2 separate regions of the Homo sapiens genome follow, and region 2 is linked to region 1. A link is a loop called in an ENCODE intact Hi-C map of the cell type or tissue named here. Cell type or tissue: Calu3. All regions are shown on one strand. Each heading gives the region's core, and the rest is flanking DNA. Links, peaks and the distances in the headings are about the cores only. Region 1 has its middle 120 kb from the start of LNCBRM. Region 2 has its middle 62 kb from the start of LINC02225.

Region 1 (5,385 bases), core at 159-5,158:
TACTAAGACAGTTATAGGTAAAGAAAGGCAGGTTTATTAGGAAAAGTATGAAAATACATTACAAGGGTGCAATGGGCCAATCAGCAAGAGAAGAGCTGACTGCACGGAGACAAAGGCTTGCTGGGGATTTTATAAAATGGTGCTTATGCTGTGTGCTGATGAGGGCTTTGTGCAGTACTGATAACGCCAAGGCTGCAGTGAGCAGACATACATATATATATTTTTTTATCAGCCTAAGGTATGGTGATAGCTGGGAGCAGGAAGACTGTGAGTTATTTGCATGGGAGGGCTATGTGTCCTGGACCATGGAGAAAGGCAGACTTGTAGCTTATCTGCTTTCTCTCTGCTTTTTCCTGCTCCCACCCACTTGATTCCTTTTTCCTAATTAGGACTCCACATTTCCTATGTGTCTTAAGTTAAAGAAAGCTGGGAAAGTAAAATTACTTTGCTCTTAAATGAATATAAATGTAATGGCCAACTTTTGACAACTGGATTTTCAGCTAAGAGTCTGAATGTGCTGAATATCTTAGCTTCTTCAGATCCACTCTCTTTTCTGTCCTGCTCTGTGTTCCAGGGGGCTGTAATCTAAAGGCTGGCCTCTTTGTCCCTGGCTTTCTTTTGTAATTGGCCAGTGGGGAACTCTGGCAGGGAACTGGAGGGTGAGAAGAGAGAGTTGTGGTATTTGTTGCCTCCATTTCCTCCCTGCCTGGGCACTGGCTGGTAGTGGCTGTGCTCCTCCACCAAATATCGGCTGCAGTAGAGTGGCCCTCTTCCACCAACCACAGACATCATCACATTTCAGCTCCACTCCTCACCTCTTCAGGCTTCAAGGTGGCCATGGATCATTGCTGCTGACTCTGAGAAGCTGCCCCATCTTGCCTGTGAGGATGGTGTGGTGTGTCAGAACCCACTCCAGCACGGAGGCTCTTATTCCTCCAGCTGTGAAGAAAGTTGCCCTCAGTGAAGAGCCACTTCGGCCCATGTTTCCAGGGTCAGCAAGCATCCAGTGACTGGCCTATCTGGGGATGAATACAAAGGCTTGGCCTTTTGTCTAAAAAGGAATAATTTTCAAGGGCCATGCCAGCTTCAGAGCTCCCTGTGGGATAGCCTCACATCTTTGTTGTGATTGCAACGAGGTTCAGCTTCTACTTCTGCTCAATTTTGTTTCCCCCACCTTCACAAGTGTTAATACCATGGGCACTCCCCAAGAGACTTTCTACAAGAAAATTTCATCTCAGACTCTCTTTCCCCCAAGACACTACCCACATCTTTAATACATCTTTTCACTAAAACCTCTTTAATCACCCTCTTTGAGTATGCTATTTGCTTCTTGATGAGACACTGACAGATATACTAATTGTTTTCAAATCAGGAACATCTTTGTTCCACGTAAACTTTCTTCCAGCAATTTTTTTGGAAGCAGTGGGAGAGAATTGTTACTCAGGGTTAATCTAGACCATCGAGGAAGAACTACCTAGTAAAGTAGAAGAGACAGAAACCTGAAGATAATGACCTGACCACCTTAAAATTTATACCATCATATATCATCATGATTCAACTATTTGGGCTACATAACAATAAATATAATTATAACAATAACAATAATAAATTCTACATGTTTACTTAAAAGTAAGCAAAATTTATGCTTTGTCTTAATGGTCTTGACCGAGTCAATGTTGAATACATTATAAGCACAGTCTCAAATAAGAAAACAAATCAGGAAAAAAATTATTAAATAATTGTGTGGGATTATTGGATTCACAAAATAATAAGTTGATTGATCTTGTTTACACTTGAATTGGTTATGATACCAATTCAGCAATTATTTTTGTCCTATATAATAGCCAGCTATGTTCCATTATCTCCTGGGAAAACAGAAGAATGAGATTCAACTGCACTAGCCAACTCTCCAGCCAATACAGGCAACGTTCTGTGATCTAGAAACATTGCTAAGAGTGTCCGCAAACTCTTTCCCTGGAAACCTCAGAAAACAGACAAATGTCTGTCTGTCTTGGATGGCATAATTGCAGTGCTGTGCTGCTTGCAATGGGTCTGCTCTCAGTGACCTCACAGTCCCCATAGCCAGGACATGGTAACTTCAGTATTTTGAAAGATTGAGAATCAGCATTCCTGTTTCTTAAGGGGGAAAAAAGGGGCCAATCAGAGACAAGGGTGGCTTGCTTAAACTGAGTCTAGTGTGGGAATGAGTTTCTGCCTTTCCCCAAATGGAATTGGTAGGATATTACGCTTCCTTTTTAGAAATCTAATAATCAGCATGTGAGCTTAGTGTCTTCACTCCTCATCTATGTCTGTTACCAGACAGTTCATCTTTTAAGGTAAATGAAGTTGTTTTTTTTTAATGAGGCATTAGAGTGACCTTAATCCTTCTAGACAGACATTCCCAGGATATTTTTAAGAGGTGGCCAGGGAAGGAGCGTGTGATTTTTGGCAGTCTGCTGACCTCAGCATGACCTGAATTAGAACGCCCCATGGAAATGCTGTGGCCTCCCTGGACCTGGAGTTCAGCTGATGACTCACCAGGGGCCAGGCAAGCATGAGTCATTCCACATTGCAAATGGCACTGAATGAATGCCAGTCTCTGTTTCCTCTCTAGCCTTGTTCTAGTCAGTCTACAGAAACAGAACAGCAACCATTTGCTGGTCCCACTTACGTCTCAAATGAATCCCAGCAAATGATGTGTCATTGAGGATAATACATGTTGCAGCTACATATATACCCTGAAAAATAACATTTAACTAAGCAAGAAGGAAAATATTTAGAATGGAATTCAAATATACTAATTTGATTCTCTGTGTCCCATTTCTGATTTGAACAGAGCCGCCGATTGTTACCTGGTATGCAATTTTAGATCCCTGCATTCCTGTTGTTCCTAACAACGGCTTGAAATTCCTTGCACCTTAAATGGTTTTCCTCCCTCCTTATCAGCAGTGAGAGTTGATAGTCTTCTACTCGTGTTCTGAAACCTTCTCTGCAAATTGATTAGAAATAAGACGTACCCAATTAACAAGATTATGTGCATTGAAAGAAAAGCTATCCTTTTGATGATTTATGGGAAATGAGTGTGTGTGTGTATGGGGAGTACAACGAAAACAAGAAGAAACTAATCTCCGCATGAGATTTTGGATGTGCAGAAATCCATGTTGGAACTTGCTTGAGCCAGCCAAGTAAGGAACAAAGAGAAAAATATCTTATTTAATAGCTATCTTCCTGGTTTTCTCCCTTGCTTTTAAAAAGGTATATTGTTATTTGAATTATAGGATAATACATGCTTATTGTAACAATTTCAGTCATGAGCAAGTAAAACTGGTCATTTCTTTTCCTCTGATGAATGTTCAGTTTGCTTTCGGTTTTCCCAATTACACACAGTGTTGCAATCAATATTCTTTCACATGTATCTCTGTGTATTGGTGCTTTTATTTCTCTTGGCTAGCATCAGAATTCAAAAGGTTGCATATTTCTGACAGACTAGGTTCTCAAAAGGTTGTGGAAATTTATAATCCCATCTACAGTATTTAAGAATCCCAAATTCCTAATCTCACCAACTTTGAAAGCTATTAACCTTTCAAAATTGTTGTCCATTTGAATGGAAAAATGCTATTTTGGGGGTATTTAATTTGCAACTTCATTTATACTTACCATATCTACTGCTTTTTTTTTTAATTTAAAAAAGGAATGTGAAACACTGAAACAAACTCAAATATTATGGATGTCACTTAAGAATAAAGGAATGGCTTTTTTCTATTCACAGATTAGATGTGCAGGAGAAAAACAGTAATATTAAACAAAGCAAAAGATAAGTAAAAACAGTATTTAGTTGGAGATAAATTAAGAAACTTCTTATTCATATCACAGTTGACATTGTTGTTAATTATTCTATGTGAATTGTGAACTTAATTTGGAAAATATGTACTGATATATTACATATTAAAAGCTTTGTTTTTGTTTTAAAATGTGCTGAATAAATTTTGTTAGTGAAATATATTAAGGTGAATACAGAAGAGCTTGTGCGTTCTTCCTTTTGTTTTAAAGTCATATTTCTTGGGTTCAGAGTGACACACAAAACAGAGGACTTCAGGTGCCTGAGGCAGTGGTTCTACATCTTGGCTACATGTTGGACTTGCCAGGAGTCACCTGGCAAGCTTTATTGGCTACTGATGCCTCCATCCCACACTCCAGAGCTTCGGATTTAATTAATCTGGGATGTAGCCTGATTAGGGGATTTTTAAAAGCTTCCAGGTGATTCTGATGTGCAGCCAAGGTTGAGATCCACTGATCTACAGGATATCTTTATTTCACCCTATTTCTTATCCTGCAAGAAATTAAGAAAATTGAACGAAGGAGATTTGCATTATTAATGAAGCATAATAAAATACAGCTTATGACAGAAAAAGCTACACAGCTTTTGCTACTTTCAGGGGACCAGTTTACCGATGCAAAAAACAAAAATCCTTCTCCCATAATGATGTCAACTCTCTTTCGCTCTCTCTTACACACACACAAACACTGTTTTCATTCTGATAGATCATAATGGCTTGTTTGTCTTGCCCTTGAGTTGCATAAGTTGATCTATGTACCCAGGGAAAAGGTACTGACTTTCTATCTAAAGAGATACTGGGAAAATGTCTCAGCTAAAGGAAAAAAAAAAAAAATAGCCACAGCAACACATCACTTTCTGCTATGGAACAATGTTACCCAGGCAGGCCAACCCTGATTTTCCTGCTTTCTGAAGTCCAGCCAACAGGGAAGTGCCCCACCTTCTTTTTGCCAGAAATCGTAGGGGCGATTTGATTCCAGTACGTGCTTTGAGCAGTGAAATGGGGTGCTGGTGTCCTCTAGAGCGGCAGCCTTCCAGTGTTTCATAAGCCATGAAAGTGCCTCCCCAAACTCAGAAACCTGTGTAGTTCCTGGGTCCTGGCCTATAGTTTTGTCTGTGTCCTCATTATCACAACACCAGCCCCTGTAAATCCCAGGGTGAGGAATGGGGCAAGAATAGGCGGTCGGCGACTGTGTGCCAATGGCAAGAAGTCAGAGGAAGGGAGGCTCCATCTACCTGTCAAGACCACTACCCCTGGGGCCTGTCACAGCTGACACCCATTCGTGTGTGTCTATTCAGTTAAAAGTAATAAATTTTATCTTGTTTAGGAGACAGGTGGTGGAGATTTTTACTTTTGTTTTTGGCAGTGAAGGCCTGTACTCTGGAGACTAGGGATTAGGTCATATACAAAATCTAGAACCAGATTGCTTTGTAGCCTTTCCCTTCTCTGTCCTTCTGAGGGCCATGCATCTGATAGGTAGGATCTTCTGGACTCCTAATCAGACAGCCTTCCCACCTCCTTGTCCCTGGTATCTCAGCCAAAGGCACAC
Region 2 (5,385 bases), core at 88-5,087, 140 kb after region 1:
ACTCCTTCTCAAAAAAAAAACAAACAAACAAAAAACAGAAAACAAAAACAAAAACCAAAACCTGGTTACCAGGTTTTCGGTTACCTGGTTACCAATGCCCTGGTTACCATTAAAAGGAAGACCAGGAGAAGTAGTGTAGGAAGAGTCCACCAAGCATGAGGGGACAAAGGAAAATCACAGAATTGTGGCAAGTCAGCTTCTGAGTGAAGAATGAGATTTCTACGACAGTAGAGGTGGAGGAAGTCACATTGAATGAAATCTATTTAAGATTGGGGAGACTATTGTTTGTTGAAGGCCAATTATGAGTCAGGCACTATCAAAAAGTATTTTATGCACATTATCTTATATAATTCACACTGCAAGTAAACAACAGGGGAAATAATAGCTCTATTTTTTCCAGTGAGAAGTTGAGGCTGAGGAACTTTAAGTCAGTTTCCAAGATAACACTGGTAGTAAGAGGTGGGGCCTGGATCGGAACCCATTCTCTCTGGCTCCTGGGGTCACGTGCTTTCAACTGAGGCAGGATAGTGCTGTGGTCATTAACTCACATGATAGAGCCCCGCTTTTGAGTGCATACAGCTTTTTCTAGTTTTAGTCCTAACCTTCTGGAGGTTGTTTTCATTCCCTAGTGCAAGGGGTGGAACTCTGCTTCTCTGGAAAGTGTTTCGGCCGAATGTTATTCCAGCTATTGTCACTCTGTGGGGGAAGGAGCCTGGAGCAAAGGTACACAGACTCTCCTCTCTGCAGGGGCCTGACAGTTCCCAGGCTGGGGCTTGCCCAGGCATGATCCACAGCACTCTGGAGTCTATAGGCAAACCTAGAAGAGAGCATCTGTGCCTGTCACTTATCCCTTTACTTGTCCTGGGTCCCACAACAGAAAATGGTGACATTCATATTTAAAAAATGAGATCTGAAAAAAAAAAAAGCAAAACATATGTCAATGGAGGAAAAAAAGCAAAACATTTATCTGGCACTGTGCACTGCATTTGGGATTTCACATATGTGATCTCATTGAATCCTCACTACAAGCTTCTAAGGTGCACCTTGTTTTTGTTGCAAAAATGTTAAACAGAGGCTTCCTTCAGGTCACACAGGCAAGAAGTTTCAAAACTGCAATTGACACTTAGGATGATTTAACACCAAAGATTTGACAGACACAAAAATATTAGGAGTTAAGCAAAAAGTGTTTATGTTGAGAAACTACAAATATTCTGAATAAATTAAAACAAATTGTGTTTTTCATTTTCTATCCACAAAATGCTGCTCTTTTATTTTCTTTTTTGGGATTTCTGCAATAAAACAAAATCATAAAGGATTATATAAAATCAAACAACATCAAACAGGATTTCATAATAAAACTTTTGGTCAAGTGAGGTCATACTTTATATATCGGACTTGATTTCTCACAGTGGCTCAAATAGACATCTGTTGACCAATGGAAAACTATATCTGTGAATGAGCCGTGACTTATAAAGCCTCCAAAACTCTTTGGAAAAGAAGAAATAGGAAGCACTTCGTCTTCTATTGTGTGAAAGCTGGAATGAATATGCCAGCTCAAGGATGTAAAGGCAGTCTACATCTTATGTGTGTGCTTAGCTTCTTTGTTCAGCTGTTAACAATGTATATAAGGACATGCTACTAGAATATTGTCAAGTTGTCTGTAATTTACTTTGACATACTTCAGCATTAACATGGTGAGATGTGTGTGTTTTGGGTGGGGGGTTGGGGGGCGGTTGTTTCATACTATTCCCTGGGGTGGTTAATTGCCCTAGATGGAAATACATTTCCATGGCATATTGGTTTCCTAGGGCTGTTGTAACAAATTCACACAGACTATGTGACTTAAAACAACTGAAACTTATTTTCTCACAGTTTTGGAGGCTGGAAGTCCAAAATTAAGGTGTTGGCAGGGTTGGTTCCTTCTGGAGGATCTGAGGGAGAATCTGTTCCATGCCCCTCTCCTAGCTTCAGATGGTTGCCAGCAATCCTTAATGTTCCTTGTCTTGTAGATGCATCACTTCAATCTCTGCCTCCATCTTCACAGGGCGGTCTCCTTTGTATGTTTCTATGTCCAAACTTTCCTCTTATAAGAACACCAGTGATTGGATTAGGGCTCACTCTAACTCAGTATGACTCTATCTTGATTACATCTGCAAAAATCCTATTTCCAAATTGGGTCATGTTCATGAGTTCCTGGTGGATATGAATTTTTGGGGCACACACTTCAACCCAGTTAGCATCTAATTAAAAAGTCCTGTTACAGAGTTAGCTATAGCAAGAAATTTAGCGGCCTGATGAAGTCAAAGTTTGTAAAGTGGCATGGCAAATGTTAGAAATATGTTTTCATTCATCAAATTAGTGTCTTTAGATATGTGCACTGACTGGAATTATTAAAAACATGATCCTCCCCCTTTGCCAGATGAGGCATACAAGTATGGGGAGCTCTGCGGTCTGTACACTTCAGCATGGTGCCCAAGGCCTGATGCTGACAGTCTCCCATTGGTCTGCTGACTCAGAGTGCTGGTTTGCCTGGATTTGCCTACACCTTGCCTCTGAAATACTTTTGCATCTGCTTTGAGAGAACTTTTAATCCAGAATGTAGTCCAAGCACTAAAATATCAGAGAGGGAGCTAGAGAACATGCAGTACCAGTTGTGTGTTGTGATGGTTTCTCTGACTGCTTGAAAATAAATGTTTGTAGTTGTAGCAGAATTCAGTTTGAGACTTGATGTCATACGTGATAGCAAGGCTGTAGAAAGGTGACCAAGAACACTCACATCTCTCTTACAATAGGACATGTCTACCCCAAAGAACTTAATAATTACAAACAGCAAAATTAGCTTACGTTAATTCATAGCACATATCCATGGACATTTTCTCGAAATGCAAGTATTCTATTCTCCTTTGGGACTCCATCCTTGTCCTTTTTTGATGTTTGATTCGTATAAAATAGTAAAACTGAGCATTCAGATAATTATCCCATGGTTAGAAAACTTACATCATTGAAGGTTTTTAATAAGAAAGTCGATTCAGCAAACTTTGAACTCTTCACCTGGGACTTTTCCCATGTCCCTCCCCATGCCTGGCAGTATTAAGATGGCTTCCAGGCTGACTCAGTGTCTCTGGAATTCCCTCCCTCTTGCATTCCAACAGAGCTTCCTTTGCTGGCATTTAGTACATGGTGCCAGGCATCTGCTGATTTGGCTTGTGTTTAATCTGAATTGTTGCTATTTGACTGAGTTTTGTATTTCATAGGGACTGTTAATCATAAGTCACCAGCTGAGCAGCATGTGTGGTTGTTGGGACAGAGAGTTTAACTTATTGTTACTATTGGAAACATAATTTTTAAAAAGTTCTTCAAAAGTGCGTGTCATTTGGATTGTTCAGAAGCAACTGTTTTAGAAAAGAAAAGCTCTGTCTCATCCCCTTGTGTTGTTCTCCCTTCATGCATTTCAACAAATAAGCAAGGGCTGGGTGTGGTGGCTCATGCCTGTAATCCCAGCACCATGGGAGGCCGAGGTGGGTGAATCACTTGAGGCCAGGAGTTCGAGACCAGCCTGGCCAACATGGTGAAACCCCGTCTCTATTGAAAAAAAAAATAGCCAGGCATGGTGGTATGCGCCTATAATCCCAGCTACTCCAGAGGCTGAGGCATGGGAATTGCTTGAACCTGGGAGGTTGCAGTCAGCCGGGATCATGCCACTGCACTCTAGCCTGGGTGCAGAGACTAGAGAGAGATTCTGTCTCAAAACAAACAAGCAAACAAACAAGCAAGCAAACAAAGTGATAGACCTGCATTGTTTCTTCCTTGGTTGAGGTCCAGACTATGGATTCAGTGAAGGAGTTGTGGCCATGGCAGGCAGGGGTCACTAAATAAATGAGACAGCAGAGCAGACTAATGGAGGAAATAGAGCTTGTCCATGTGGCTCTGTTTCTCTCTTCCTACCCTAATCTCTTTATACTCATTAATCCTAATGAAAGCAGGCTGGAGGAGAGAGCTGGTGGAGAGGAAAATTGTGGAGAGCAGAATCTCTCTGGACAGAATAGTAAATACAAAACCAAAATGTGAAATTTGTTCTTGAAAGTGACAGTTGCTTGTTCATGCTCTGTGAAGTCTGAGTGTGTGTTTGTGCTGAGGTGTGCTATACTCCCCAAGAGTAAATATGCCTAGAGTCAGGGGTCTCGTTTCCTGATCAATACAAATAATGTATCAATCACCACCATGCTTGTGGAAGTGGGGAGGGTGTAGAGAAATATGGACACATGTAACACTGGTGACGGCAAAGGTCATTTTAAGAGTTGATGCTGTCAGATTAATTAACCTGTCATGTTTAGGTAGCTAATAGTATTTTAAGGGAGTTTTTCAAGTTGCACATAATTCTCATATTTCACAGGACACACCTTTGGAACAATTACTTGATTTTGTATTTATAGCAGCTTCTCCCTGTCCGTCCCATAAAAAAATGCCAAAAAGACTGACCATAAATTGGTCAAAACTTTATTCATGGGCGACAGTCCCATTATAAAATAGAAGGCAATATATATGTCTCTTCTTTTTTTCTCTTCTGATGATTTTGTTGGTGATTCAATCTGTAAACCTTGATGAGTTATTCGCTTAGTCATTTAGCAAACATTTAATGAGAACCTGCAGCACAATAAACATGAATATAAATAAATATGTGGGGAAAATAATAATGATCAGGAATTAAAGGGAGCTACTGTTGATGTTTCTTGACTGCCTTCTGTAGCCCAGCATTCATTTTAAAAAATATTTTTATAATTAAAAATATACATGTATATCAAAGTCAAATCTTCTTCAAGGCTTATAATATAAAACACCAAATTCTGTCTTCCACAGCCCTTCTCACCTCTCATCACCTAGAGGAAGCCACTTTTAATCCTTTTAGCTGTTTCTTCTGGTATTTGCCTTTAGGGTTACATAACATGCTATTCTGCTATTTATTCATTTGTTGATTTTAAATATCGCCTATAAACATCCTACAATGGAAGGCATTTGTTTAGCTTCCTTAAATACCTGCCCTCACCCTAACACACACTTCCACTTCTGTTTCCTAAGATCATGAACATTATAATTTTTATCAGATCACTGTTCAGCCTATACATTGCTATGTTTATATAAATATTATGCACAGTTAAGCCATGTAGACATTCTGTTGTGCAGGAAGGGAAGAGATCCAAGGTTTTCACTGCTCCTTACAAAGATTTTCAGTTGGCCCTCATCTTTTTATCACCATCAACACCCTACTTTCAAGGCACCTCCTGCCTGAACTCCTGAGCCCTCTGAGATTCTGAAGTGCAAATAAGCCTTCTTCATGATTTCATTCACTGCAGAGACTCCATGTTTGCCAAATTGGTTACTTCAAGT

The links. A loop is a pair of places that touch in the nucleus more often than their neighbours do. Peaks named below come from ENCODE experiments on the same cell type or tissue, not always from the same donor. Only the 100,000 strongest peaks of a DNase experiment are listed, where the experiment ranks them.
Region 2: a loop joins it to region 1, with 2.8 times the contacts of the local background. A loop is called at or near these places in 2 of 110 quality-filtered maps.

The regions. Positions count from the first base shown.
Region 1 is chr5:57,690,730-57,696,114 of GRCh38, forward strand. No RefSeq gene overlaps it. Among named protein-coding and RNA genes, the nearest start is that of LNCBRM, 120 kb to the left of the region's middle. RefSeq lists enhancers at 1,894-3,093, 2,413-2,707. In Calu3, for the core only: no CTCF peak of the experiment used is centred there; a DNase peak (open chromatin) is centred at 2,542.
Region 2 is chr5:57,834,634-57,840,018 of GRCh38, forward strand. No RefSeq gene overlaps it. Among named protein-coding and RNA genes, the nearest start is that of LINC02225, 62 kb to the right of the region's middle. RefSeq lists an enhancer at 619-1,127 and a silencer at 3,009-3,303. In Calu3, for the core only: no CTCF peak of the experiment used is centred there; a DNase peak (open chromatin) is centred at 3,128.